2 separate regions of the Mus musculus genome follow, and region 1 is linked to region 2. Evidence: chromatin loops called from intact Hi-C (ENCODE). Cell type or tissue: left cerebral cortex. All regions are shown on one strand. Each heading gives the region's core, and the rest is flanking DNA. Links, peaks and the distances in the headings are about the cores only.

Region 1 (15,273 bases), core at 4,794-12,793, 300 kb after region 2:
GTGGATGCTCACAGTCAGCTAATGGATGGATCACAGGGCTCCCAATGGAGGAGCTAGAGAAAGTACCCAAGGAGCTAAAGGGATCTTCAACCCTATAGGTGGAACAACATTATGAACTAACCAGTACCCCTGAGCTCTTGACTCTAGCTGCATATGTATCAAAAGATGGCCTAGTCGGCCATCACTGGAAAGAGAGGCCCATTGGACACGCAGACTTTGTGTGCCCCGGTACAGGGGAACGCCAGGGCCAAAGGGGGGGAGTGGGTGGGTAGGGGAGTGGGGGTGGGTGGGTAAGGGGGACTTTTGGTATAGCATTGGAAATGTAAATGAGCTAAATACCTAATAAAAAATGGAAAAAAAAATATATCAAAAAAAAAAAAATGTGTTATCAAGCTACCCTGAGAGGGTATTATATCACTCCAACTGTATGGAATTTTTAGAAAAAAAAAAAAAAAAAAAAAAAGGCAGAGTTATATAGCTAGTAAGAAGACAGAGATATAGGCATTATGGAGGCAGGTAGGATGGATAGGTTGAACACAGATAATAATGGAGACAGTGCACACATTCTGGATGTTGCTATAGTGACAGGTATACAGGATTATACATGTGTCAAAACTATGAATTATATAAAATCAAGAGCAAACCCTGATATAAAGTGTGAACTTTGGGTGGTCATGATGTAGCAACAAAGTTCCATCCTGTAACATGGGTTACTGCATGGATGCTGACAGTCTGAGAAACTGGGTAAATGGATATAGTCAGGGATGTGTGACGACTCCTTACCTCCTCCTGGATTATTCTGTAAACATAAAACTCATCTTGAAATGTCTTTTCTGTTTATAAGTGGTGCATGAATATGTGTGTGACTGATACCTTGGAAATACATGAAGAAGCACGACTTGGTAGTACTAAAAGGAAAAATAAGCCACAAGCAGAGTTTGGAGATTTATATTGCATAAGCAGAAATGAGCAGAATATCCAGGGACAAAATAAAGAATGTGCACTTTAAACATCATGTCCAGCCTGGGTCAACTGCCACTGATGGAGCAGAATGAACACAACTAAGGCATCCCTGCCATGTGCTTAAGGGTCATTCATCAGGGTGGATGGAATATGGGAGACTCTAACAGATTCCAAGGCTTGAAATTCTACAGCATACAGTTCCCACTTGCCCTAGTATTAAAATTTTAAAAATAATAAAGTATCCAGAAAAGTCCCAGATATTTGGGAACTAATCATTTTTAAGTTGCCCATGAGGTGAAGATGAGATTGTAAAAGAAGTTACATATATTTTTCCATGTAATAAAAGTTACAATATATTAAAATTCTGAAATGAGCCTTTAAATGTAAACTACATTATATATATTTGAATCCTTGTAAAAAACAAAGTTTAAATTAGTTCCATAACTTTCACCCTAAGCTAAAACAGAAAAAGTAAATCCCAAGTAAGAAGGTCATAAATGATACAGAAAAGGGCAGAGGTCAGTAAACCAAGGCTACTAGTACTGGTTGCTCAAAATGACCTAGTAAAAGTGGTCATGGTGACAGGTGCCTGAGACAGCTCAGGAGACAAAGCAATGGGATCCAGAGTTTGAAACTATCATGAACTACACACAAGGAAACATTATCTAAAAAATAATAATTAAGAAAACACAGCTAAAATCTGTCAGGTAGGTGAACAGGCAGAAGGGCTCCAAAGGCCCAACATTGGCTTATTGATGTCCCATTTTATATCATTCTCTAAACCTTTCACAGACCATCTACTTCAAGTTATAGCTTTAAAATGGGCTCTGCCTTGAACTAATGCAAATCTACACACACACACACACACACACACACACACACACACCCTGTACATATAGATGTCTACAGTATCAGTTTCGATGTAAATATAGTTAATTAAGTGCTAATTCATTTAAAAAAAAACATACTTGAAGGACCGATGGAGAGGGCTCAGGGGGTAAAAGTTCTTGCCACCCAACTGTGAGGATCCAGGTTCAATGCCAGTACCTCATATGTAACAAAGGAGGGCGGAACAAAGATGCACCTGGTCTCCTGGCACTGGGGAGGCAGAGACCGGAGTCCTGGGGCTTGCAGGCCAGCCAGTCTAGTTAAACCTGTGAGCTCCAGGCTCAGCGAGAAACTGTCTCAGAAAATAAGGTAGGAAGTGACTGAAGAAGAGACCCAGTGTCTACCTCTGAGACATGTACACACACACACACAAACACAAACACACACACACAAAGAGAAACACACACAAAATACCTAAATTCTGTTTAAAAACTATGTCACTGAGTTTGTAACATGTTTGTCATTATTTGTCCTCCAATACTATATGCAAAACGTTTCTTTTCTTTTTTTGTATGATCCATGTAATTTCAGTATTAAATGGGGGTCTTCGTTCTGGGAATATTGAGAATCACTTACTTGGACTACAAATTTACAACAGGAGTAAATGACAAACCAACAGACTCCACCAAACATTAAAAGCTGGGAAGTACGTAAATAGAGTCTTGATCTATCTGAAAGTAACCCATAGAACACGGTGGAGTTTCCTCATAAACAGCCTATGGCTGCTCACCACCAGAGCACTCTCAGTGACGCAGCTCCCATGCACTCAGTTTCTCAGTGTAAGGTAGAGAAAATGGCACTGTTAAACAAACGAGTCTGAACCTCTGACACAATGAACATCAGGAGAGGCTCTCTGTGCCAAGGATCTAGACCTGCTTTGGAACACAGCTGTTCCCAGTCACTCTCCTCCCCTTCTCCTCTGGAGTTTCTCCTAAACCTGGGAACATCAAATTACTCATTATTTTAAGTGATGGATATCTTAAGATTATAATTATGAAAAGACATGTAATCCAGGATTGTCAGTAGCAGTTCTGGAACTGGAAGTTAGAATTGTGATGTGTCCTTTATCAGCTCAAAACCTCTCTTACTTGTCATGTCATTTAAGCAGGCCCTGTCACCCTTAGCTGCAGGCTTTACTCTGGGTGACATGGGACTTTACCTTATCACTCACCCTGAGTCTGTGATGGGAATAAAATATGTCCTTGGACTGCCTGGTTTTGTGTCAACTTGACACAAGCTAGTCATCAGAGAGGAAGGAACATCTGTTGAGGAAATGCCTCCATGAGACCCAGCTGTAAGGCATTTTTCTCAATTAGTGATTGGTGGGCCCAGGCCTTATGGTTGGTTCTACAAGAAAACAGGCTGAGCAAGTCATGGGAAGCAAGCACTCCTTCATGTCCTCTGCATCAACTCCTGCCTCCAGGTTTCTTCCCTGCTTGAGTCCCTGACCTGACTTTATTTTGGTGATGAACAGCAGTGTAAAGTATAAGCTGAATAAACCCTTTGCCCCCAACTTGCTTTTTGGCCATGGTGTTTAATTGCAGCAAAGGAAACCCTAACTACGACAGCCCTGGAACAAAGTGAGATGCAGCTTTGCACTGATTAAGAAAGAACAATCTAGAATCTCAGACCCAATGAAGGCCCCTCGTGTCGCATATGTTGCATACACATGTGATAAGATCGTTTTATGTCACAATGCCTTTTAGCCACGGGTTTCTCAAGCACCACTCACTCACAAGACAGCAAAGAACTCTTTTTTCTCCCTCTCTAAATTCAATTTTAGACATTATGTTACAAAGTGAAACCAATTCAGATACTTTAGAACAAGTAGGAGGTACAAATAATTAGAGGGAATTAAGTGCTGAGCATTAGATTAACTTCCAGGCAGCAGTCTTCCTAATTCTGAACACTGAAAAGCGAACATTATTCTTCTTTGGAGACACAAGAGAACTCAGGATTCAAATGTACTTGGACTCCAGGTCAGAGACCAAGAACTCAGAAAAAAATCTTAAACCTTGACTAGAAATACTTGATATTTCTTTTAAGAAGTTAGCATATCTGTTGCTGCCTGTGGCTAATGGTTCAGTATTTCAGGGGAGGGAAGGTTCCCTGAAACATGTTTAAAAGCACTGGCTTCCCCACTCCTCCTTGGAGCTGGCCTGTTCCAGCATCCATGTCCACCCGCGTCTTTTAGTGTTAGAGAAAGCAAGCAGCTGTGTGCCAGCCTTGTAAGCTTCAGCTGGAAAGGATGGAAGAGGAGAGAGAACTGAGGAACCAGCTGAAGACAGACTGCTTGTGCCTCCCCATTCCAGTCACTCAGACTCCAGCATTCCAAGAAAACCTGGGGTTGTGTGCACAAGAATATCCAGAGAATCTCCCGAAATCCTATGAGAAGAAGGTTTCAAGAAGCTGCAGTTGCTCACATAACTTTGCCCAATGTTAGTCTCTAATACAAAATCCTGGAGGAAGCCGTGGTGGCGCATGCCTTTAATCCCAGCACTTGGGAGGCAGAGGCAGGCGGATTTCTGAGTTCGAGGCCAGCCTGGTCTACAAAGTGAGTTCCAGGACAGCCAGGGCTACACAGAGAAACCCTGTCTCGAAAAATCAAAAAAAAAAAAAAAAAAAACCCCAACCCCAACCCCCCCCCCCAAAAAAAAAACCAACAGGAGAAAGTGAATTAGAATTCCTAAGCTTTATAGACCAGTTTGATATCAATCTCTGGTAAAATTAAAGACTTGAGCAGGCAACACTTGGGCAGGGGTAGTGGTCTGTATTTCTAGAATTGGAAGTGATTGGTTACTCTGGTCAATCACAGGTAAAACTTAAGAGTCTGTTTGTTTTTAGCAAGGCACTTGATTAAACTTCCCTTTCATGAAACCTTTTCAAAAAGTCCAGTCTATGAACTAGAACAGTGTAAGTGTAGAATTTATCCGGCTCACTAATTCGAGCAATATCTGCTAGAGACCAACTAGATCTCCGGCCACTCTTGTGATTGGCTTTTTCAGTACTTTGAATTTCAGCACTCACCCTGAAAGTGGATGGCATTAACCTCATTTTTGGAAAAGGAATAATAAGTACCAGACTTCAAAATCCTGGAACCATCTCTGCTGTGCCACCGGCTTCTAACTGTGCAACCTTCAACATAAAAGCCTGCCCTGTGCATTGCATTGACTTGAACTTCAAGCAAATTCCTCAGATGTGTAGAATTGACACAATGAATGTCAGAATCAAAGCTGGGATGGATGCATTAAAGTGGAAGTTAGAGGTTTAAAGTAATATAAACCAAGAGAGAAAGCGTTCCCCCTCAAAACCACCAAGCTGCACAGATTAAAGAGGAAGAAAGTCAGCTTGACAACAACAGGGACGTATGAGTTTTTAGTCAAGCTCAGAGTATTTGCTTGATGGTTTCAGGATAAGCTGATGTGTTTAACTCGAGTTTGGTTACTCATTAAAGAAAAGTAAAACATTCTGTCTCCCGAGCACCTGTATGCACTGTGTGGGTTAACAGTTTCATCCTTACAGCAGCCAGCTAAAGCAGACAGAAACTCTATCACCACACATCTTTCCTTTCTCTACTGTCTTCTCTGCTTTCTTTCTTTTTCTTTTCTTTACTTTTTTTTAGGGAGTGAGCTCCAAATTTAAAGTTTTAGACTTTCTTTTCAAAGAGAAGTAGACATCCTGAATGTAATCTTGGAAGTTGAAAGGTTGTTGGCTGGGGCAGGACTGAGGAGACACAAGCAGAAGTCAGCTCAGTGTAAACACGGCTTTTCTGACAGGAGCAGGATATAACTCCAAACACTGAGTTCCTCACACTGAAGTGGCCAATCAGAACCTGGCTTCTGGCAGCAGTGCTGTGTGGACAGCATACTGAAATTGCCTGAGGGCAGACCACAGTTTAAAGTACCCTTATTATCTCATAATGTACCTACAGTTATTTTTCTTACACAGCAAAAAGAAAAAAAGAAAGAAAAGAGTAAATATGAAGTTACTATTTTTCCCAGAACCTTTCTGCTATACTTAATACCATTTCCCATCCATACATACAAGATAGCTGTGTCAGGAAATAAAACCCCTTTCAAAGGAAAAACGGATTTTCTTGACTCGTGCTTAGCTATATTATCCCCCTGAAATTTTGCCAAAAATCTCCATCTCATATATACGGGCAGTGACGGATCTTTAAAAAGAGGTGGACAGTTTACCCACTAGTTTATGTTGTTTTGTTACCTTCAGTAAAAGATGGGGGAGGGGTCAAAACAGCAATAGAAGAGAAACGACTGGACTGCGTCTGGAGCTTTCTCTGGTAGCTGGGCTCCCACTGTCTATTCTTTCATTTCTCTTTCATTTGCATCATTTCCCCTCAGGATTCAGCCTCCCACAGCTTCCAAGAGTACAGACACTCTGCTAATCATGTGCCACTCAGCACAAGCCTGACAGCTTGACTTGTGCATGTAGTGTCCTTACCGGAAAACCTCCATTCATTCTTCAGGTGGGGAGGAGGATGAACCTGCATCTTGCAATGAGCAATGAAATACTTTAGTTTGTGGGCTCGGAACAAGATCAGAAGATGGAGCTAAAGGCTCAATTAAGGAACCTAGGATGTGAGGTTGTGTCCAGGACAGCTGGCTGTGAAATGTTAGATAAAATTAACTACTGCAACTCCGGCTTTCCTGGGTTGGAAAGTCAAAAGGTCACAGCATCGGAGCAGGACACCCACCTTCCAGATGTTCACTTACCCTACACTGCAGCGGGCCAGCTGCACCGCCATCGCAAGTCTGCGCGGCCTCGGCCGAGGAGGCGCGGGCGCTTGGCTGTTCTCATGCCCCTGGCCGCAGCCCGGGCTCCCAGGGTGGGTGCTGCCCCCCAGGGCGGGGCCTCAGGAAGGGAGCCGAAGCCTGAAAAGGTGCGGCATGGCCGGGCAGCAGAGACAACGTCTCCCCTGGAGTAGGGCGGACGTCCTTCGGCAGTGGTCCCGGCTCCTCCCCCTGCACCCCTCCTAATCCACCCCCCTCCTCCCAGAACTGCTCACGAGTTCGCGGCTCGCTCCCTGAAAGTGGAGCCAAGGGACCCGCGGCTACGGAGCACAACCCTCAGTGTTGGCACCGCCAGGGGCTACCCCTGCCCAACAGCATTGGGTTCCAAGCACAACCAAAGGGATCCGAAGTGCTGGGCCACAGCTCGCACTCCCACCCGGCAACCTATTCACACACGGCTCCACCTCCCCAGCAAGATCCAGACCACCAAGTATGAAAGCTAAGTGAGCTTGTATCTCCCTCTCCTGCCCCACATCCCCAGAGCCACCTGGACTGAGACATCACCTGATCTCTGTCCACGTGGGAGCAGGCGCGGCTCGTCCGGTGCTGCAGCGTGGCGCCAGCCCCGCAGGTGATCTCCTGTCACCTGCCCCGGGGCCCTCCCCTGAAGGCTGCGCTGCTCCAGTGCCAGTTTAGCAGTCAAACCTGTTTTGATCCCAACGCCACGCCTCGCAGCTCTACCCTAAGACACCACCAGACCTAAGTACTTTGCCCCAGTGCACTCGGAAGTGCACCAAGCACTTCTAAATTTAAAAATGCGTCCAGTATTGCACTTTTCTATCCCCGAGTACCCAAATATCGAAACGCTTGTTTCTCAAAACAAAACATCAAGAAAGATCATATTCTTACCCTTTAAGGAAACAAGCGCCTCAAAACATAGCCATTATTCAGTTAGACCTCATTCCATGAGATGCCTGCATCTGTCTGTGTGATTCCCATCGTCAGTAACCGCCCCAAGAGAATGACAAAAGAACCATTATTCCATCCTGTCCTACAATGGATTGTCAATGCAAAATTCATGCCCCAAGGGACCTCAGCAGAACTCTCTCAGTTCCTTGCTTTACAGATGCAGATGCTTAGGCTGAGCCCAGCCTTAGGATTGGGGGGAGGGGGGGGCGGGGATGCAGAGATGAGTGGATTCCTGAGAACCCACAGCCAAAGGGGCAACCTTCAGGTTTCATGAAGGACCCTGACTCAAGTAAATTAGGTCCAGAGCAGTTGAAGATGCTACCCAAGGGCACACACACACACACACACACACACACACACACTTCAGCACTTTCCTCTCTCCCCACTCCTAAAGAAAAGCCTGAAGCCTATAGGCTAACATAAACAGGGCCTTTTGGAGGTCCATTTCAGTAAAAAATTAACTCAGAGAGCAAAGGATCTAAGAAGTCCCTCCAGACCTAGCTCAGCTTTAAGTGAATCCAGCATTTTAGTTTAGTTCTGTGCAAATCAGCTAAGGTAACTTTGACCTGAAAATATTGTGCCTCAAACATATCAATTTTTTCATTTAGTGTGATTAATGGCACCAGACAAACAGAATATGAATATTAAATTGATTTGTTTGATAAGCAACTATTGCAGTGTACAAAGTTGATTATATCTAAATGGAGCATGCATTCACATACATTTCAAGCACACTGTGCTAAATAATTATGATTAAATGCAATGTTATTTGCTTGCTTTTATCTTTCTCAGTTCAGTCAACCGATGTTGCTATTATTTTAAGTGATCTCTAGCCCAATCCTGAGTGACAAGTGTTAGGCCTTGATGGGCTCTGGGAGAGAAGAAATTTGTAGCTATCCATCCTAGTTAGCAGGGCAGAGAAGAAAATGTTAGTCTCTGGCTTCCGTCATAATGGAACTCCAGACACAAGCATATTACTTTCTTTATGTGAGTGTGTGTTGGAGAGTATGTGTGTGTACATGCCTGTGTGTGTGGGTGTGTGCCCGTGACTGCAGGTGGAGGCCAAAAGTCCATGTCAGATGTTTTATTCTATTACTCTCCTCCTATTGTGACAAAGGGTCTTTCACTGAACCTGGGGCTGGTGAATGTGGCTAGACTGACTTGCCAGCAAGCCCCTGGGCTTCTGACTTCCTCTTCCCAGCACTGAGGTACAGGCACACTGTGACACCTGGGGTTTTACATGGGTGCTCAGGATCTCAATTCTAGTGTCCTATTTGCACAGCAAGCACTTTAGCCACTGGACTATCTCCCTAGCCCCAAGTGTAAGCTAATTCTGCTCTATTCGAGGTCACACTGGATCATCTTTATGAGGAGTCATCTACTCTTAACCTTTGGTCTAAGAAAGAAGCTGACACCAGAGGAGAAAGGTCTGGCACCATACTGTGATTGTCAGATCCAGGCCTGACCCTCCTCTCCTCTCCATGGATGGTCAAGAGTTTGTCTTAGAGACTGCACCAGTGTCGGGCTACCCTGATGGATGCACAATGGGCTGAGGATGGGAGACAATCCTCAGGTTCCCCAGCATTGCACACAGCCAGTCTTCTTGGTATACCCCTCTCCCCTCCCTCCTCACATCCAGAAGCCGGATTCCAAGCCAGTGGTGACTTTTCTCTGGAGATTGGAGGTTGGTTTTGATCGATATGAATGGAAAGGAGTTGGATAGAAGGCTACTGCAGAGAATCTGGCGCCCTCTGCCGATGGGGCTTGAGGATATTCAGGCTAAAATGGTCTCTGCAGTCATGGACTTTTCTTACATGTGCCAGGATTTTATTCAGATTTGACAGAGAGCTCCAGATACCTGTCTGTGAGTAGGTGAAAGACACACGTTTTTCAGACCCAGACCTGGGTTTTGAAATGGAAAGATTTACAATACAGGAAATTGTAATACATGTTGATCCTTTAAAAATACTTGTTTTATGTGTATAGATGTTTTGCCTGTATGTATTTCTGTGCATCTAGACATAAGTCTGGTACCTAGAAGAGAGTCAGATCCCCTGAGATTAGAGTTACAGACAGTTGTGAGCTGCCGTAGAACTGGAGTCTCTGCGAGAACAGTCTGTGCTCTTAACTGCTGAGACTTCTCACCAGCCACACATGTTGATTCTTGAACATGTTCTGTAGTCCAAGCAAGCAAGACACCTAAGAATGCTTCTTTGTGAAGAGCTCTTTGAGTATGAAAATAGCATCCAACTTTCTTCCTGCAAACTTACACAGCCTTCCCACTCCTCCCAGCTGACCCTGTGCCTAAGAAGGCTTTGAAGCTCAGTGCCAACCTCAATCATACTGCTGTGAGAAAGTTCTTTTCTAATAGTTCACCAAATCAAAGGCCAAAACAACACCTCACAAGGGCCCAGGTGTGTGTGTGCGTATGTGTGTTTGCACGTGTGTGTGCACTCTCACACACACACCCCTGTGTATTCGTGAAATGTGGATATGAGACAATGGTAAATCTTGAAGTGATCATTGTTGCCACATTTATTATTTATATGTCACACTGTATTACACGTTTTATATTTTTCTTGAGGTTATATGTGCTTTTAAGTGTGATTCAATTTCCATTACCTCACTGCCTACAGTGTTTAAATCAGTTTGTGTGATGTTATCAAAATACTTGAGTCTTTCCTTGGGATTCTGTGTACCATGCAAGGATCGGTGACTCTCTCTGTGGCCATCAGTTAAGAAAACAGTTTAATTTTATTAAAGATTCTCCTCAGAAATCAAATCAACTCTCAAAGATCTGATAAGTTGGTACTTGAAGAATTTCAGGAAATTCAGCATAAGAAACTGCCTACCTAGAAACATTTTATGGCTTAGGATTTATCATTTAGCTGTTAACCTCTGATGGAAAACAAGCTGCTGTAACTAGTCATTGAGCAGCTGTGAGTTGAGACCCACAAAGCCTTCTACAATAAATAGTCCATGCGGCGATGGTTCCTGTTTTAAATAGAAGGCAATGGGAAATACAAGGCAACTACTGATGTACGCTTGGACTTATATTTGAATCCAGGCCTGACTCCAAAGCCAATGCAGTTCACATTGCTTTCCAAAGGCTCACTGGCCTGCTAAATCTGGCCTTGGTTCTAAGTAACAATCTTTCCCATCTAGCTCCTAGTCCTTCAGCCCATGTGGGCAATGTCCCCTGCTGCTGAGTTGGTTTACCAGGACTTGAAAAGAAGATGGGCTGCTATCAGAGCTTTTGAATCCCTAGTGGCAGACCACGCGGTTTGAACAATTCAATAAAGCCTTCTAAGCCTGGTGCAGTGGCACAGTCCTACAAACCCAGGACTTGGGAGGAGGAGGGAGGAGGATTAGGAGTGAGTCCAATCTTGGCTACATATTGAAGCCCTGTCTCAACAAAACAAAGCAGAACAGAACAGAAAGTACTCAGTCGTTTTTTTCTTCTCTTGCGTCTGTATTTCTGAGCAAGGCTCTAGCTCATGGCCTTCTATGTGAATTCCATCAGCAGCACTGATGTGCAGCCTCTTATGAGGTGAGTAGCAAATAGCTATAAGGAAACTCATCAAATGCCTAAGGGAGAAGACACAATCATAAGTGTTTCCGCTGAGAAGTGGACAAGCTCTCATCAGACCAAGAAACAGATGCCTCAGTTGTTGAAAAAGGGATTAAGTGTATAAAGCCTATGCTAAAAGCAGGGAATGGCCAGGAGCATGAACATTTAAGTGGGAAGAAAATGAGTCTAAGTTACAAAGCACGGGGCCCATAAGCACCAGGCTAGGTGATTTGTTATGACTGATAACAGACTCCAAGAAAGATCTTAAATTACAAAACAATGTGATAAAGCGTTCTTGGATGGATGGATTTGCAATTGTTAGGACAGTGCTATGCATGAGTGTGGAGTTAGTGGCACAAACCAGTCACGCTGCAGAAATCCTAACTGAAGCGCATTGGCCTGGCAGAAAGTATATGGGCATGCTATGCTTGCCATCACAAGTTAATTCCCTTCATAACTCACCAGTCTGAGGCTAGTTTTGCCTCAGTCTTCTAAGATTCCTATGCTTAATAGGACTACTTCTTGTTGGGTTTGAGTTCCCATACTTCAAGAAAAAAGAAGCAGGCACACGCACACACAAAAGATGAAGGAATCCTCTATGCCTGTTCCTTGAGTAAACCAAGGTAACCAAGGCAAAAGGAAGTGAAAATTTAATAGAAAGCTGTACATTTTCAGAACTGTAAACACTTTTTTACACTAGGGCTGGGGTCAGGGACTCAGTCAGGGAAGGACTCACTGTATGGATGTGAGGATCTGAGTTTTGATCCTAAGTACCCATTTAAAAAGCCTAAGGTGGTCATTCGTACCTGTAATCCCAGACCCAGACCCCCAGGATCTCTGGGGGCTTCCTGGCCAGCTAGTCTTGCAAGAATATAAGATCCAAATTCAAGTGAAAGACTCTGTCTCAAAAAGTAAGGTAGAGAATGCCAAAGAAAGACACCCAGTTGTGAACTCTAGCCTCCCATGTGCATAGTGAACACATATACATATACCACACACTAATCAAAAATTTTAAAAGCTTGTTACAATAAACATTAATTATATTTAATCAGAATAAAATAAAGATATTTTCCTTTGCAAAGCAACTAAATAAGCAAGTTTTGAAGTTCTCTGAGAGCCCAGGGTCATGTTAAGAAGGGACCCAATGGTCCTTCTTAAGAGGTAGGTAGCTACCCACTGCTGCTGCACTTACCTTGTGGTCTCATTATCTGGGTTTCCCGACATTCTGTAAAATCTCTTAGGCAGTATAAATCCCTCACTGTTTTATCCTTTTGCATTTTATTTGAAGTTTTGCAGCATTCTCATTGGAACAGTAGCTGTATTAGGTGACACATGTGTGATTTGTGTGCTAAACAAGAGAACACAGTGCTTCGCCCCTCCTCTTGGCTTGTTCCCTGAAAGCTCCTTAAAGTTCTAAGAACCCCCTAAAACCTTTTCAGGCTTGAAATAAATCACCTCCTCAATCTAGGGACTAGCCTCCAAATTAAGGACAGTTATTGATAAGGATGGATATTTTGATTAAAATCCTTTCTCTAGGGATTCGCTGACTCAATTCTAAAGAGAATCTAGTTACGGCCAAATTTCACCTCCATCTGATGTGGGGCCACCCAGTTTTTATGAACAAGAAATTCAATTTAGTTTCTTATCAACCTATTAGATTCCCAACCAGCCTGATCTCTGAATTGAGATTGGCTACAAGAAGTCTAATTTAAGTAAAGCAATCAGAAAGCCCTGACTCTAATGATAAGGTTCACTAGACATCTCCATCATCTCCATCCCAATTGTATCACCCTACAGCCACATAGGTCAGAGTAACCAGTTTTCTCTTTCATAAAATACACATGCATCTGTTCTATAGTCAATACTAATTATGCTTTCTCTTTAAGAGAAAAATTAAGTGAAACAGTCTTCACATTTATACATTCTAGCTGATAGCAGACAGGGAAGGGAGAGCAAAGGAGCAGAAACTAGTGGAAACAGCACTAGGTATCAATCAATCAATCAATCAATCAATCAATCAAACCAACCAACCAAACTGTGGAAAACAATCCAGCTCCAAAGCTCTTGGCAGTGCATAATTGGTGGAGAAAAAGTAATCAAATTTGCTAGGATTCAGCTTTGTAGGACTGAATATAACACAGTTGTATCCACCCTAAAGCTCATACATTGAAATTAGCCTACACTGTAGGACACTTGGAGATGAGGAATCTGTAGGGTAAATTAGGTCACAAAAAACCCTCCATAACAGAATTAACAGTTATGATGGTTAGTATTGTTAACAGAGCTATGGGAATATCTATGAAGGATTGTCTAGATTAAGGTTAATCTCTGAGAATGTCTGCAAAAGACTGTCTGTATTATCTTGAGGTGGGAAGACCTATCTACCACGGACGGGACCATTCCCTAGGCATGGCATTCTGGATTGTATGAATAGAGAAAGTAAGCTGAGCATGCATATGTGCATTCATTACTCTTTCCTGGCTGCATATGTAATGTGACTAGGTACTTAGAGCTCCTACCATACATGACTTACATGCTATGGTGAAATATAACCTCCAATCATGCGCTAAATAAACCCTTTCTCCCATGAGTTGGTTTCGATTGGGTCTTTTATCCAAGAAACAGGAAAAAAAGCTGAGACAGAAGGAAGTCGGTAGTGAGAAGTGGGTTTGCTGTTGCGATAAAACTGACCCTGTGAGTTTTAGGCCTTTGCAACTGTTTTGTGAGTGTAATGTATAAGAATTTTGAACTTTGGGATAAAAAACCAAACCACTGAGTACTGTAAACAGGGCTTAATAGGATGTTCTAGTGGCATCCTGGAAGACAACAGTGTATAGAGGAATGAAGTGAAGGACAGTGAAGGTCTGGCTCATAAGGTTTCAAAGAGAGAACCAAGGACTGTCATGTCATGAACTTGGCTGGGGCCGTCCGTGTGACATTTTGTTAAGGAACCTGTCTTTATTCTGTTCATGTCCTAAGAACTTAAGTGAAGTGAAATTTAAAGATGATGAGCTAATTTGTTTGGTGGAGGAAAGGTGTATGGGAAAAGTAAAATTTCCGAGAGGGAAGGTGCAGAAACAGAAAAATCTGCAAACGTCTATAACTGCTAAGGAGATTTTAGAGAAACCCAGTGCTTGACACTGGGCCAACAGGAAGTGTGTTCTTGGTGAGAACACAGAAGCGTATATACAGCTGCCGACTAAGGAGCTGGGCTGACTTGAAGCTGGCAGCAGGAATTGGCAAGGTTGTCACATGATGCTGGTTTTGAAGGCATGGAAGATGCAAGATTGAGGAGATCCTGGGGATCCACTAAGGCCAGGCACCGTGTGACAGAGTTGCAAACCGTGAAGAGAGGCCCTGATATGCTATTGATGAGGACACCTAAGTGTCAGAGATGCCAGGTCCATGGAAGGTCTGCCAAGGAGAGCTGCAAGTGTGGAGTAGAGTGGACCTAAGAGAAAAGCTGTGTGTGCTGTAAGTAGCAAGGGAGGAGGAATAGGGCTTCCAAATCCTTTTGGAATCACACTGATACCATCACAAGCTCCAGAGCTATAATATGCTGTATAAAGAAAGAGCTCTAGGCTTTTATGCTTGCCCTGTTGGAATTCAGTTCTGCTTTGGTATTTTTATTCTTCTTATGCTCTGAGTCTTCCCTTTTGGAATAAGAATGTTTATTCTATGCCATTATATGTTGGAAGCTTGTAACTTGTTTTTGTTTTAGTTGTTTATAGGAGTTTACAGTTAAGAAACTTTGGATTTTTAAAGTTTTGGAATTCTTAATGACTATGAGAATAAAGTTGGGTATCTTAGTTTGAGCTTTATTGCTGTGAAGGGACACCACAACCAAGCAACTTTTACAAAGGAAAACATTTAATTGGGGCTGGCTTATAGCTTCAGAGGTTTAGCCCATTACCGTCATGCAGGCAGACCTAGTGCTGGAGAAGGAGCTGAGAGTTCTATATCTTGATCTGAAGGCATCCAGGAGGAGACTCTCATTCCACACTGGACAGAACTTGAGCATAGAAGACCTAAAACCCCATCTACATATTGAAGTACTCCAACATAGCCACACCTCCTAATAGTGCCACTCCATATGGCCAAGGATTAAAATACATGAAGTTATTCAAACCA
Region 2 (15,273 bases), core at 3,886-11,885:
TAAATTTAACTTATTCCTCCTTAGTATCTACTGTAAATGAGAAATTGAATCCTAGATTTGCTTAGAAACAAATTAAGCACTTACAGTGAAAATCATTAGAAATGCTGTATACTTCCCATCTGGAAACAATGTATCAGATGTAATGATGGACTGGGCATGGCTAGCTCCCTGATTGGTCCTCTGTAAAACTACATTCTCCTTTAGTGACTAGAACTTAAAAATTAAATCTAGGGTTTGTAAGCAAACTATGATATCCACTGGCTTACTTTTAACCAAAGCAACCATGAAACCACTTGTCCACCCAGGACACTGGACTTAAAAACAGATATGACTATTATTATCATAATAATCAGCATATTTCTTAAATTATTACAGAAGCTAGCCTGTCGGGCTGGAGAGATGGCTCAGTGGCTTAGGGCGCTTGCTGCTCTTCCAGAGGCCTCGAGTTTAGCTTCTAGCACCTGGACTGGTTAGCTTACAACAACTGCCTGTGAGCCAGTTCTAGGGTATCTGATGTTCTCCTGACTTTACCGCTTGCTGATGTACACACTCAGACAGATAACAATAATGATATATCTTTAAAAGCCGACCTGTGCTCGCACTCAAATCCAGGACTAATGAGCTGTAGATACGCTTTTCAAACCTTATTGAAAAAAGGAAACATTTTGTTCGTTTTCTTAATTTTTGAAATCAAAGTTAACTGGTAGATGTTACTGTTCAGCCAGGGCTCTGTCAGGTTTTCCACCTCAGTTTTCCAGCTCAGGTTTAAATGCTTGCCCTTCTTCTGTGTTTCTAGGCTATGTGGTGGTTGTTGGACTTTGTAGCTTTGCTGCCTGTTACAGTCACGGGCCTCTTGCTGATGAGGGGAGCAGAGACCTTCTCATGTGGACCCTGAGGCTCTTCTCCCTGGCTCTGGTCTACACTGGTGTGGCCGCTCCTCAGTTTGCCTATGCTGTTCTGATCGTCCTCTTGTTCTCCTGGAGTCTGCACTATCTCCTGAGAGCATTCAGCTATCTCAGGTGGTGGGTATCCTTTTTCTATGGCTACCAAATCTGATATTTTGAGTTCTGGGTTAGTTTATTGTTTTAAGAGATACTTTTGGTTACATCTTACAAGTAGTTATGGGGTTTTTGTTTGTTTGTTTTTAATTTGTGGGATTTTTTTTTTGTCCTTGTTGTTTTTTTGTTTGTTTTGTTTTGGTTAGGTTTGGTTTTTCAAGACATGATTTCTCTGTGTAGCCTTGGCTATTCTGCAAATCACTCTGTAGACCAGGCTAGCCTCAGACTCAGAGATCCATACCTGCCTCTGCCTCCTGAGCACTGGGATCAAAGGTGTGTGCCACGACTGCCCAGCCACGTAATTATGTTTAATCTGGAGGTTTCACTTTTCTTAGAGGAACAAGAGCTCTAAGTGTTTGCTCCATCTTCTTTGAGTTATACCACAAATTACTCTGAGGTTAGAGCTCGCTAGAATCAGTGAAGAAGTTGCTTGGGCTCTGGGTTGTATAACGTTTCTACCTTTATCATACACTTCTTTTCATTAGAGCCAATGTCGACATGGTGATATTAATTGTGCTTACAAGAGAGGAATTAGGGGGAAATGTCCTGGATGATTGGAAGGAGTTACTCAGTTCATTTTTATTAAGGGCTCACTTTGTTTTACATTTTAAATTTAGCCTCGTGAAAATACAGAAAGAAAGATAAGGTCACCTCTGCTGACACAGTATTGTTACGTGTTTCCTTAGCCTGCATCTGTGTCAGGCACACAGATGGAGATGGTCCTGCTCTTGAGGATGTATATTGTAGAGATGTGGGCATGCAATTATATATCAACTGCCTTTAAAAAAAAAGTGTGTATATGTGTGTATGTGTTTGTGTGTGTCTGCCATATGTTTGTGGGTACTCAGAATGGCCAGAAGGTCCTGTGTTGCTGCAGTTACGTGCAGTCGTGAGCACCTGGTGTGGGTGCTGGGAACCATACTGCAGTCCTCTGGAGAGCACTTGTCATTCTTAGCCACTGAATCTTCTTTCTAGCCCTAACACTATGTATCCTTTAAGTATGAAAACAGCTTCCCCCGGAACTAAAGTGTTAATCCAGGAAGGACTTCCTGCAAGAGATATCATTGGGTTGAATCTTAAGTAATGACCCAGGGTGGCCCTTGAACAGATGTGGAATGCATTCCTGACAGAGAAAAGGCCCCCTATAAAGCCATCACCAGGCAACAGTGCTGTCAGTACACTGAGTGAGGTGTGCCCTGGCCATACTGGATGGGCTCACTGAGGAGTCCAGCCTGGTTCTGTGTGTGGGGCTTGGTGTGGGGCTCAGCTGTGCGCATTTCCATTCGTTCACTGCCTCCTGTCTAGACAGAAGGTATAAGTCCAAAAGTTTGGGCCCAGGCAGGAGCAAGGCAGTGGGTGGCCAACAGGACTATGGGAAACTCTGCACTGCACCCCCATCACAAAGGCAGCATTTAAAACAAGCAGGAGTTGATTGTTGCTAAAATGTGGATTCTGCTTTCAGATCTGATATTCAAAGGAAACTGTAAATGTAGACTAGTACTTAGATGTAATTCTTTCACTGAAAATGCTGGCAGTTAATCTAATGAAAAGTAGAAACTTCACCCAGGAAAAACTAAACTAGAGATGAGTAATTGTTGGCTGGTGGGGTAGACCCATCTGCTTTCTGGCATAGGGTCAACAGGGAAGTCCTGTAGTAGAAGGTATTCTTAGACATTGCTGTGGTCCAGGCAGACACAGAGAGAGACTTGGAGTAGGAAAGTGAGGTTAAGGCTGGTAAAGGGAGTTAATAGATGCTTGATCATTGGCTGTGAGGAAGCAGACTCCATAGTGTCAGGTAGTTTCTGGATCTAGTGGCCCTGTGTGTGATAGCATCACTTGGGTAAAACATTAGAAACAGTACAAGGTAGTCATAGGATAAAAGGCAGCAGTGTAAGTGGGATGCCTTGAGACCAAAGGGCTTTTCTCCTGGCCCCATCTGAGAAGAGGCCCCTCCACTAGGAGGTGGCCGGCCACTGCACAGCCTGCCGGGCTTGTGGCCCAAGGAACACAGAGTTCCTATCTCCTTCCCTTAGCTACTGTCTTGCCAATAGCAAGTGTGTTCTCATTTGCATGATGGCTCCATTATGTGTCTGAGGGGCATTCTATAGCAATACATATGTACTGCTATGCTGTCTACTTTACCCATTGGTAGAGAATAATTATCTGAGACAGTAGGGACTAAAGTAGAAAGAAGTCTACAGGTTAAATAATAAACCAGGCAAAAAATGTGTTTACTTTTTATCACACTTTCTAGTTTGCAAAGTGCTCTTTGTGTTTATGTTAATATATAATAGCTGTTTTTTTTGATGATGACTGAGCAGTTTGTGTAAATATCCCACCTCATCTCTTCAGTGGCTGATGAGGCAAGCATTCTGCTGTCCTTACCATGTGACACAGTGAAGTGGAACCAGGAAGAGATTGGCCAAGTTCAGACAGTGAGGTCACCTTCAAATTGGGTTGTGCTCCAGTGTTCTGGGTCAGAGCCTGGGTTTTTCCTATAGGAAACCTGGCTAGTTGTTCAGAAGAGGAGAAAAAAAAAAAAAAACAACGTCACTTGGTTTTCAAACCAGTTCGTTCGTTCAGGTGCCATATGTCTCTGTTATCATCTTGAGTTCCTAACGTGCAGATTGCTATAGTTTTATGATATTTATCCCTTTCCTGACTGGAAGACAACATCCAGCCTCTGGGTTCTTGGTGTGTATGTAGCCAAAGAAGAACTAATTCAAGTTCCTTTCCTTGATGGATCTTGTGCAGCATCTCCTTTCTGTGTCGGGTTAATCAGAGGCACCACCACTAGGTGGGGGTGATACCCCACAATTCCAGCTTCTTCGTAGTGTAGTAAGTGGTGTTCCTCCCTGTTGGTCTTAATGAAAGGACACATTGAAAGCTTGCCAAAAAAAGAAAAAAAAAAAAAAAAAACAGCAGACAAAGTAGGAAGCCAGACATTTTGTCTAATTGTTTGATTAGAAATCAATGAAAAAAGTTTAATCAACATCTCAACCAGAAATTGATTCTCCAAGGCCTTAGGCCATTGCTATGGCAGGGAGAGAAGAGGCAAGCACAGTAGACTCATTCCTTACCCCTCTGTCATGGCAGGGCTGTGCAAAGTGCAGTCTGCCATACAAGGAGCTCCCAGGTATGACTGTTGGCGTGTAAAATGCATATTTTTGAGTATTACAAGGATTGATTTGGGCAGGAATCTGTCAACCACGTGTCATGTGTTTTAGGAAAATGAGGCCGTGGTTCACAGCAGAACCTCAGGTGGCGAGGTATCTCACTGATGACGAGTACAGGGAGCAAGCTGAAGCTGCAACAGCCAGGGCTCTCGAGGAACTGCGCCAAGCCTGCTGCAGGCCTGACTTCCCTTCCTGGCTGGCTGTCTCCAGACTCCAGGCTCCTAAAAAGTAAGTCCTGCCCTGGCCACAGCACACATTTGAAGTGATTTGAAAATCACGTAGTATCTGCAGCATACGTTTCTGCTTAGAAGCAACCATTCCTCTTGGTTACACCTTACACCAGAATTGTGGGAGTTCTACTTCCTGGGTGCTCTGGCCTGCCGGGAGAGCTGCTGAGGTCTTAGATGCCATGCAGATCTGAGCGAGGCATTGACAGTGAAATCTGAACAATGCACTACACTCAGAAGGAACAGAGGAAGTTGAAGGAATGACTTGGTACACCTGCTTGTGGATGAATAATCCTGCCCACATGAAATCACATATGCTGTCCTCTGTTTAGGTTTACATGCTATCCTCAGCTGACACAAATTCAAATTTAATTAAAGGGGATAAGTGGGGAGGCACACATCATCTTTCGGATAAACCTCCATGACAAAATTAACTATTTTTTTAATTAGGTATTTTCCTCATTTACATTTCAAATGCTATCCCAAAAGTCCCCCAGACCCTCCCCCGCCACCAACTCCCACTTCTTGGCCCTGGCGTTTCCCCGTACTGAGGCATATAAAGTTTGCAAGACCAAGGGGCCTTTCTTCCCAATGATGGCCTATTAGGCCATCTTCTGATACATATGCAGCTAGAGACACGAGCTCTGGGGGTACTGGTTAGTTCATATTGTTGTTCCACCTATAGGGTTGCAGACCCCTTTAGCTCCTTGGGTACTTTCCATTGGGGGCCCTGTGTTCCATCCAATCAAAAATTAACTATTTAAAACAAAATTTTCTAAGGTTTGCAGAGTTTGTTCTTGGAGCCAGCCACCTGTCACCAGAGGAAGTCAGCACACATGAAAAGCAGTATGGCCTTGGGGGTGCCTTCCTGGAGGAACAGCTCTTTAGCCTGCAGACTGACAGTCTACCTGCAAGTTGACTTCATTCTGAACAGGAATGCAAATAAAAGGCAAAGATCCTACTCCAGCTGGGTGGGACCCATGCACCTCAGAGAAAAATAAGCCATGCAAATAAGGAAAAACTCGTTTTCATTTGTGCAAGAGAGCTTTACTGTGGTGGTGTGAAGGCTGAAAGTGTCATTGCCACATGCCCTGAATGAAGACCTTCATGGAAACAGTGCAAACCTGTTCTTTAGGACCAGTAAACAGAACCTGAGACCTTCCCTTCACCAGGCACTAACTCCCTTCTGGATGCCCAGGAGCTGGCTCAAAAGGCTGCATTATTGCCCTCCGTCCTTCCCCTCCCCCATACCAGTTCACCAGTATCAGTGCTTTCTAAGGTGCTATTCACGTGATAGTACGAAGTGCTGCTGAAAGAATTCTGATGCTGGCTGTGGTTAACTCAGAGTCATATATTCTGCAAGCTCCTCGGTCTTTCATGTTACAAAGTCATTGTGGGTCTCCTAAAAAGCAGACATGCACAGGGCTTCTAAGTTACTAACCACAAACCATTTTTCATGAGACTAACAATCTTTAGAACTCATGTTTGGAAATGCTATTGATGGTGGAATTTAGGTTTGAGAGTTAGAGCAAAAGTGTCGTTAGCAGCCTTGGCAGCCCCTGGTGCATCTGGGACTCAGGCATAAGACACTTCTTCATGTGCAGGTTCAGGGCTGTCTCGCTCTAGCCTTGGTCTCATGGTGTTGGTGCCCCAAGTTTTGTTGTTGTTTTGTTTTAATAACTGTGATTAAAAAGAAACATTTCTTAGGCTTATATTTAATGTTTTGATAAGATTTTATATGCAGACAGATTAAAATATTATAATTTTTGTACTTTTTATATATTGAAATTGAAAGTATGAAAGCATTTGTGACATTTTGTGATTTATTTTTTAAAACTGATTATATATGTTTACAATGAGTTCCCACAAAATAGATTTGTGATACCTGGTTTTTTTTTTTGTTTTGTTTTCTTTTGTTTTTTTTTAGTGAGAGCAAATGTTTGTTTCTTGATCCATGATAAACTTCAGGTTAAAATGAGCTACAAATTGGGCTTTGGGCCCAAGGAAAGGAGCAGAAATAGCCTTAAGAGTTGGCTATGGCAGACATTCTGTGAACAGGTCGCTACTTGATCCTCTGAGAATCAAAGTCAGGGTGTTTTATCTTATGTACTGTAATGATTAAACAACAACAGAAACACAAAGCATGAGAGAGGAGGAGGGGGACAAGACACGGACTTGGTCACTGTCATCCCCTGAGAGTGATGCTGACTTCGGAACTTTCTATATTCACTCTCAAATGATGCTCTCTCTTTGACGCTCTATGTCAGTGTTTCTGCCTCTGCCTTTTGACAGACATAGGTAATATCAGGAGTCTTTTTCCTTTTCTTAGAAACCTCACTCAGGTCAATCTGTGCCTTTACGTGTTGACTTTAAAACGTCAAAGAATAGGGTCTGGAGAGATGGCTTAGTGGCTAAAAAGAGCCTTACAGAGGATTTGAGTTTCGTCCTCAGCATCTGAGTGGCATGGCAGCTTGCCGCCATCCATAACTCTAGTCCCAGGGAGCCTGGTACCTTCCTCTGAGTTTGCATGCACATACACACAGGCATGAACACTTGTGTGTAAACAATGTGCTTCTAGTCATTTTGGCAACTATTTTGCAAAAATAGACAGGAGTTGTAACATTTTGCCACAGCTTAATCTGGTTTTCTTTTTCAGTAGCTTTATTTCTGGGCATTGTAACAGGTCAGGTGTGTCAGTACTTGGGCATTGCCATGTTCACCTCTCACTACACAGCTTGCCTAGTATAGAATGTGTTTGTGTGTGTCTGGCACATCAGCACCCCCTGAGCCACCAGAACAACCCCACAGTTGGGACTTCACTGTGAAGCTGTAGCTCCCAGCACCAGCAAGCCCGTGCACCCACAATGAAAACAGTGGTCGTCTTTTGAGAGAGCTGTTTTTCATGTTCATTTCTGGAAAGAATCATGGATCTGTCAGATTGCTATGTGAGAGCTGTGAGAAGCTAAACAATTAAAACATTTCTGGTGAAATGTTCCCTGGGCTCCGAGTCAGTGTGTATGACAAAGACCAATGACATTTCTAATGCCCACCAAGCAGTGTACAGTCCTTCCCTTCTGACCTTCCTCCTCTTTCTGAAGCAGCCAATGACTGACTGTCCTTCAATGGCAGCTATGTTTCACACCTTCGCAGACATGCACATACACACAGCAGAACCCTCGTTGTGCCCTTGCTTACAGCAGATGCCTCCCAACAGCACCCTGTTTGAAGCAAGTTGGACTGTTTGACACCAAATGTGTGGGTGAGAAGCAGCGTAGGTGGCTATACTTAAATGGTTTAAAAAATCATATCATTTGAATGCTAGTTTTCAAGGGTTTTAAAACACAGTTTACAAGCACAAAGACACTTTGTGAACTAGTTATGTAGTTTGCCAATAATATTTAGGGCTGAATTTTAGGGGAGTGTCCATGTGACAGGAAAATATTTGAATTTATGTCTTTTAAAAATATCTAGAAATGTAAGAGATTACAGATTTTAGGATATCTGATGGATTGTATCAATATATCTGAACATATACATAGTTACGATCCAGAGGCGATGCTGATCAATAACCGCCCAAATAGGATCTCACATTATCCTCTATTTGGGGATTCCCCACAATTAGATGTGTCATTTTTGGATTGGCTTTTCTGTCTAACCTGCAGTGGAATCCTACACATAAATCACATGGGATGCTTGTCTGATGAAGCCTGCAGCAAGACAGATGTCTTCAGATGACCCTGTGAGCAAGCTACCTTCACAGATTCCCCACTGGGTGACACTGCATGGATAGATGAGGTGCCAGTTTAGCCTCTGACTCATACCTGACTTCCATTCTCTAGACCTGTCTCCCATTAGGCAATCTGCAGTGTATCGCAGCTGGCAGAAGATAAAGGCACTGAGACTCACATAACCAGCAGAGTCTATCTCAGAAGACACATTTACCTGGCTCTGTACTATCAAGTCTCTCACTGAAACCTCAGTTTTACCCAGGAGGCCTTAGGCCCATATAAACTGTGACTGGCAAAGCTGACACTTCAGTCCAGACAGACTTCTGGCCCCAGGCCCACATTCTTGACCCAAGCACTATGAAGTCTCCAAGCTGCCCTGTGAAATCTGGGTCTAATCTTGAGCTACAATAGGGCGAGTGTGTTAGCGGCCCAGGGCAGATGGGAACCAGATGAGATGTTCACCTGGGCTGGCTCACATTTTCCCAGACAGCAGCAAGTTGCTCCCTTTTATAAGCCACAGCTGGCCCTGCCTAAGCTATATGATTTCTGATTTGAAAAAGAACTTTTCTTTCACCTCCCAATTCCTGTTCTCATACAAGCATCACTTTCCCAGATGTCCGTTGGCTTAGAAGTTCTGTGTCAGGGAGTTATTAAAGCTTTTGTGTAAACTACGTGAGTGGTTTAGAGTTTTAAGTGTCTTGTCTCAATGCACTGAAGGATGTCTGGATGGGAAATCACCCTTTCCCTCTCCAGTAATCATCTCTCATAATCATACTCTCACCTTCACAGAGTCACCTAACTTGGATCCAAGTGCTCTTGCAGAACTTAAGGAAGTAAAGGCCCCCAGACTTCCCATAAGTGATGTCTTGCATGACAGTTTGCATCACAGGAAGTGGTTTAAAGATAGAAACCCACAAAAATAACAGGAAGTAACAATCACTTTTCCTTAACATCTCTTAACATCAGTGGACTCAGTTCCCCAATAGAAAGACATTGATTAACAGACTGGCTACGTAAACAGGACCCAGCATTTTGCTGCATACAGGAAATGTACCTCAGTGACAAAGACAGAGACTACCTCAGAGTAAAAGGTTGGAAAACATTTTTCTAAGCAAGTGGTCCCAAGAAACAAGCTGGAGTAGCCATTCTAATATCCAATAAAATCAACTTTCAACCAAAAGTTATCAAAAAAGATAAGGAAGGACACTTTATACTGGTCAAATGAAAAATCAACCAAGAAGAACTCTCAATTCTGAATATCTATGGTCCAAATGCAAGGGCACCCACATTCATAAAAGAAACTTTACTAAAGCTCAAAGCACACATTGTACCCCATACAATAATAGTGGGAGACTTCAACACCCCACTTTCAGGAATAGACAGATCAGGGAAACAGAAACTAAACAGAGACACTAACAGAACTTATTAACCAAACGGATCTAACAATATCTATAGAACATTTCATCCTAAAGCAAAAGAATATACCTTCTTCTCAGCACCTCATGGTACCTTCTCCAAAACTGACCATATAATCAGTCACAAAACAGGCCTCAACAGATACAAGAAGATTGAAATTATTCCATGCACACTATCAGATCACCACAGACTAAGGCTGGTCTTAAATATCAATAAAAACAACAGAAAGCACACATACACGTGGAAGCTGAACAATGCTCTACACAATGATAACTCAGTCAAGGAAGAAAAAAAGAAAAAAAATGAAACGCTTTTTAGAATTTAATGAAAATGAAGACACATCATACCAAAATTTATGGGACACAAGGAAAGCAGTTGTAAGAGGAAAACTCATAGCTCTAAGTTCTCCCAAAAGAAATTGGAGAGAGCTTACAGGAGCTTGACAGCACACCTGAAAGCTCTAGAACAAAAAGAAGCAAATACACCCTAGAGGAGTAGATGGCAGGAAATAATCAAACTCAGGGCTGAAATCAACCAAGTAGAAACAAAACCAACTCTACAGAGAATCAAAATCAGAAGCTGTTTTTTTGAGAAAAATCAACAAGGTAGATAAACCCTTAGCCAGACTAACCAGAGGGCACAAAGACAGTATCTAAATTAATAAAATCAGAAATGAAATACAACAAAATATATCTTAAAATGATTCTGTTTGTTGAATATTAACAGTTGAAAATACTAAAATCATGTTCTACAAACAATAAAGCCAACCAACCAAACAAAAAAAGATAGAAATCCTCAGAGACACAGTAGGTACATATCCACTGTAAGAGTCACAAGCAGCCCATAGCACTCATACTGGGACAACAAAAGTAGCCTACAATCTTGTCAGGACGTTTTATTGGTAAGGCTATTGCTTGGGATGCTGATTTAAGGTTTTAGAGAATGTCTAGAAATCAAGAATAGAAACAAACACACATAGGTTTCAGGCACACAGAACTCATGGCTTGGCTATTTATGTCTTGTACCACCGTGGACGCTTTCCCTCCCACTAGGATGGGAAGGTGGTAGGCAGGGCTCTGGTGTTAGCAAGAGTTGAGTCTGTGTCCTGGCTCTGACCATGATCCCATAACTTAGGCCCTATTCGCTTAAGAATCCTCATATTTTCAATGGGGAAGGTTATGTATACCAGGTAGGGCTTTTGAAAAACAAATGACCTAACCATGGATGAACTTCCCCTTTTGCAGCTGCTCTACTTAACTGATATGCCGAGAGGCATATTGCTTAGGAGTCCCATGAGCAAGCTGCAAATCCCCGGGAGTGCTAGCCACCTGCCTGCTTTCTGCCACTGCAACTTCCTGCCACTGCAACTTCCTGCCACTGCAACTTCCTGCCACTGCAACTTCCTGCCACTGCAAGCTCACTAGGACGATAAAGTAGCACTGTCCTATGACTCTGGCTCTTGAGCTGTGCTGGCCTTTGGCATGTACTATTACTCTGCTTTAAGAATAGTCTAGTTACAGAGACAAAATTTGGAGCTGTGACAAAAAAGATGGACCATCTAGTGATTGCCATATGCAGGGATCCATCCCATAATCAGCTTCCAAACGCTGACACCATTGCACACACTAGCAAAATTTTGCTAAAAGGACCCAGATATAGCTCTCTCTTGTGAGACTATGCCGGGGCCTAGCAAATACAGAAGTGGATGATCACAGTCAGCTAATGGATGGATCACAGGGCTCCCAATGGAGGAGCTAGAGAAAGTACCCAAGGAGCTAAAGGGAACTGCAACCCTATAGGTGGAACAACAATATGAACTAACCAGTACCCTGGAGCTCTTGTCTTTAGCTGCATATGTATCAAAAGATGGCCTAGTCAGCCATCACTGCAAAGAGAGGCCCATTGGACTTGCAAACTTTATATGCCCCAGTACAGGGGAACGCCAGGGCCAAAAAGGGGGAGTGGGTGGGTAAGGGGTTGGGGGGGTGGGTATGGGGGACCTTTGGGATAGCATTGAAAATGTAAACAAGGAAAATACCTAATTAAAAAAAAAGAATAGTCTAGTTAATAGCATCGAGCCAAGTTGGGTTCACACAGAACTCTAGGGTAGCATAACTTCCTGCAGGCAGAGAGGAGCAGGACAAATCACTATGGTAGTGATTCCTAGCCTCAGCTTTGACATCCCTGAGTATTTCTAAGGATCTCAAGAGAGGTTATAAAATTCTCAAATCAAGTTTAATTGGAATTCACTTTAATATTTTTCAAGTGACATATGGCACTGTAAGAACAGGAAGAAAAAGTCACAAAGTCCACAAACTCGTGAAGGTGTCAGCTCAAAAGGCTAGAAATTACTGCACTGTTGGATCGACGCTCACAGTAAACATTTTGTAACGAAGGCATATTGAATTTGGTGTCATTCATTACAGAGCAGAGGATGTTCTCTTGTTTGGTCACGTGTTTTTCATTTACGAAATATTTAAAAATGGTATTTACCTTTTATTTCAATACACCCACTGTGCATTTCCCAAACCAGCAGCTTTTCAAAGAAATCAACCAGAATTGTAAACACAAGATACAACGCTCTGATTCCCTACAGTCACTTTCACAATCCACATACTGTACATTCATAGGTGGGGCTCAGCCTGTCTCCCACTTCATTTCTGTAATTGCACGAGCATAATAAATACATCTGATTTTAAAGGTCACTTAAAATGAGCCTTGGGGGTTGACAGTGCAGTACCATTCAAGTGCAAAAGTAACCATCAGCTTAATTGTTCCCATCATTCCAAGCTGTGTTTTGTAGTGAAGCTAGGCATCCAGGTGTAGAATGTTTCCTCCCGAGGCAGGGGCAGGCAGAACGGTCACACAGAGGCCTTCACTGTACAGCTGATCCTGTCTCCTATGTTAGAGGCTAGGGTGAGCTTCCATTTCGAACCATTCTGGTGTCCATCCACAATATGACTGACCCCCATTCAACCACAGCAGCATCCCCCTTCCATATAGGCAGGCATCCCTTGGCTTCTTACAGCCTCTGCTTTCCTTCTAGGAGCAAGCTCTACATGCAGTCACCCAAGACACCCTCTATCTGGGGTGGTACCTGGTGTAGTTTGTAGCTCAAACCCAAAAGTTTTCAGTGTATGACTATGGTTTGGGGGAGAAGAATATTCTAAGATTCTTGTCTTAAGTCTTTAGAAAGTCATTCTTATTCCCAGAATTCCCATTCCTGGTTCCCTACTTACTCCTTCACAAACAAAACAGACCTACTATGTAAGTTTTAAACATCATGTCCCTCCCCCAGGCACTTAAATCTTATCCTGCTGTTTGTAAATAGTACTCTTTAGCTTAACACTTAGGAATCTGGTGAGTTGTCTTTTTTTTTTTTAATTCCATTAGCTAATTAGAACCCAAGTCTAATTAAAATCCAGCATCAGAGGCTGCTATAGAAGGGTCTGCTTAGGAAGGCCTTGTCTGTCATGTCTTAGGATACTGAGTTGCTTGGAGTCTTTGAAATAGCCTCTCACTTCTGCTCATTCTCACAGCCCATTGCATCAAAGACATTTTAAAGCTCAACTCAGTATGCAGTAGTCAGCAACAGCTTTGCGTCCCAAAGAACTATGCTCACTATATACTATATGCATATAAAAATAGATTTGCTAGAGATGTACAAAGTTCAGTGAACTTTTCTAAACAACAAAAAAAGCATATGTTCTACTAAGTTCCATCTGGTTCCCTTTTCAATATGTCTTATATTTTTTAAAGTTCTTTTCTTCAAGACGAATAAAACTATAGATATACTTTTTTCCCTCTCACTTTTCACTAAGAACCCAATATTCAGAATAAATAATCAGAAGAGGGAGATGAAGTCCTTGTTCACTTTGTGGCCCTTTCATTCACCCAACTTGGTGTGAGTTCTGCTTCTCACCCTTTCATCTTGGTGGAGAAGTTAGGTCAGACCTAACTAACCAAGAGACGTTGTTCTGTGTCTCTACTGGACTGTGGCAGTCTCTGTTTTCCTGCCAACATTTACTCATGTGTGCCTGTGCATTTGTGCATCTGCGTGCGTGTGAGTGTGTGTGTGTGAGTGAGTGTGTGTGTGTGAGTGAGTGTGTGTGTGTGTGTGTGTGTGTGTGTGTGTTGTTCCACAGTAATGAGTTTAGATATTTAGAAGCATATGCATTGCAGTGACCCCCTTGTAGAGGCATGGTCAGGGTTGGGGCCTCGCCCCCTGTCCTGGCTGAGGTGCCTAGTGCCATGCAGGGTATGAGCTGACCCTCAGTGTTCTCCCACAGTGGGCTGAGCCTGCTTCTCTCCACTCTCCTGTCCATGCGGGGTAGCACTGGGGTGAGCAGGGCTGGACTGCGTTTGAGATGCTGCTGTGTCAGGGGATGGCTGGTTTCTAGGTGAGGCGGAGTGAGTTTCACGTGGGGCACGCTGGGCTCCACCAGCTGGAGAGGCTTCCCGATTCTCACTGGTCCCCTGGAAGGAAAAACACATGTTCCATGGTGTTTGAGAAAAAAAAAAAAAACAAATCCAACCATTATACATATTTTCACACAGCTAATGTGTGGTGATGTCTCAAAAAGCCCACTTCAGGGACCAACGCATAAAGGAATAGGATAGACATCTTACCTTTCATCTCCTTTCCTATGTGCAACTGCCAAAGCCGCATGAAAAACACAAACACTATAAGCAGACATACCTATGGCTAAGGGAACATTTGTATCTGTGTTCTTGTCACTGCTAGGCAAACAACTTTACATTTACATATACGTCACAAATATTTACAGAGTACCCCAGCCCTGTGGCAAGTCACCAGGCAAGAGCCATGGGATACCTGAATGCTAGCTATTGGGAAGGCCACAGTATTCAAGAGCCAGGAGACACTGTATAGTAATCAGTAAACAAGGACCCTCAGCCTCAAGATATCTAGGCAAAGAATGCCTGTGAGAGAGTCCTAATGCACACGTAGGATTTCAAAATGAGTACTAATAACTAAGCAAGACAGAGCAGGGAATGCACACAGGTCTTTGAAGCCAATGGGAGCGATCTGAGAACACACACAGTACCCTTAGTAAATGCTACATTGATTATACAACTCAGGGAACAGGATTATTTCAGGATTTTTTTTCTTCTGAATTGATGTTCATTTCTATTTCCTGTAGTTGAACTAAAAATTTTTTTCTTTCATTCCCCTGATTCTGAAATGTAGTTACCTCACAACAATACAATAACATACCTGTCAGCTCTTACTAATTTTAACTCACACAAGAGGGCAAGAAAAGCAAACTTTAATGCTGCACAGGCTTCTGGGCATCTGTAAAAATGAGGATAAATTCACAAAGTACTGAAAGCATTGCCTCTCCTGGGTATCGGGGCATCCTTTCCCTGCGTCTCCTTCCTGCTTTAAGCTCTGGAAGCCTCTGAGTGCTCCTCCATCTCACGTCCAGTCCTGGCTTGATGAATGAGTAAACTGGATTATGCACAGAGTGGCACGAATATGGCTATCAGTGAAGTGTCAGTTCAGGAAAACTATGCAAAGACTTTCCAGGATGTTTATAAAGCTGAGATTCATTAAGGTAGTTGGACAAACTTGCTTTTTCTTTTATGAAGCTTTGTCTTTATTTTGAATTATGTGTGTGCATGCATGTTGGCGGATGGGCACCTGCAC

The links. Hi-C counts contacts between places; a loop is a spot of excess contacts. Peaks named below come from ENCODE experiments on the same cell type or tissue, not always from the same donor. Only the 100,000 strongest peaks of a DNase experiment are listed, where the experiment ranks them.
Region 1: a loop joins it to region 2, with 3 times the contacts of the local background. A loop is called at or near these places in 19 of 42 quality-filtered maps.

What each region holds. Positions count from the first base shown.
Region 1 is chr1:52,946,031-52,961,303 of GRCm38, forward strand. 1700019D03Rik (RIKEN cDNA 1700019D03 gene) reads right to left here and starts at 6,810. Exons shown (of 2, transcript NM_144953.3): 1 at 6,585-6,810. In left cerebral cortex, for the core only: CTCF peaks have their summits at 6,417 (motif pointing right) and 9,337 (motif pointing left); DNase peaks (open chromatin) are centred at 5,666, 6,406, 7,160 and 9,322; H3K4me3 peaks cover 2,392 bases; H3K27ac peaks cover 1,825 bases.
Region 2 is chr1:52,644,465-52,659,737 of GRCm38, forward strand. Nemp2 (nuclear envelope integral membrane protein 2) reads left to right here. Exons shown (of 9, transcript NM_001142647.1): 7 at 797-1,022; 8 at 4,286-4,462; 9 at 5,242-7,455. The coding sequence ends at 5,380. It also overlaps a transcript of Mfsd6 not described here. Among named protein-coding and RNA genes, the nearest start is that of Nemp2, 21 kb to the left of the region's middle. In left cerebral cortex, for the core only: no CTCF peak of the experiment used is centred there; DNase peaks (open chromatin) are centred at 4,342 and 7,594.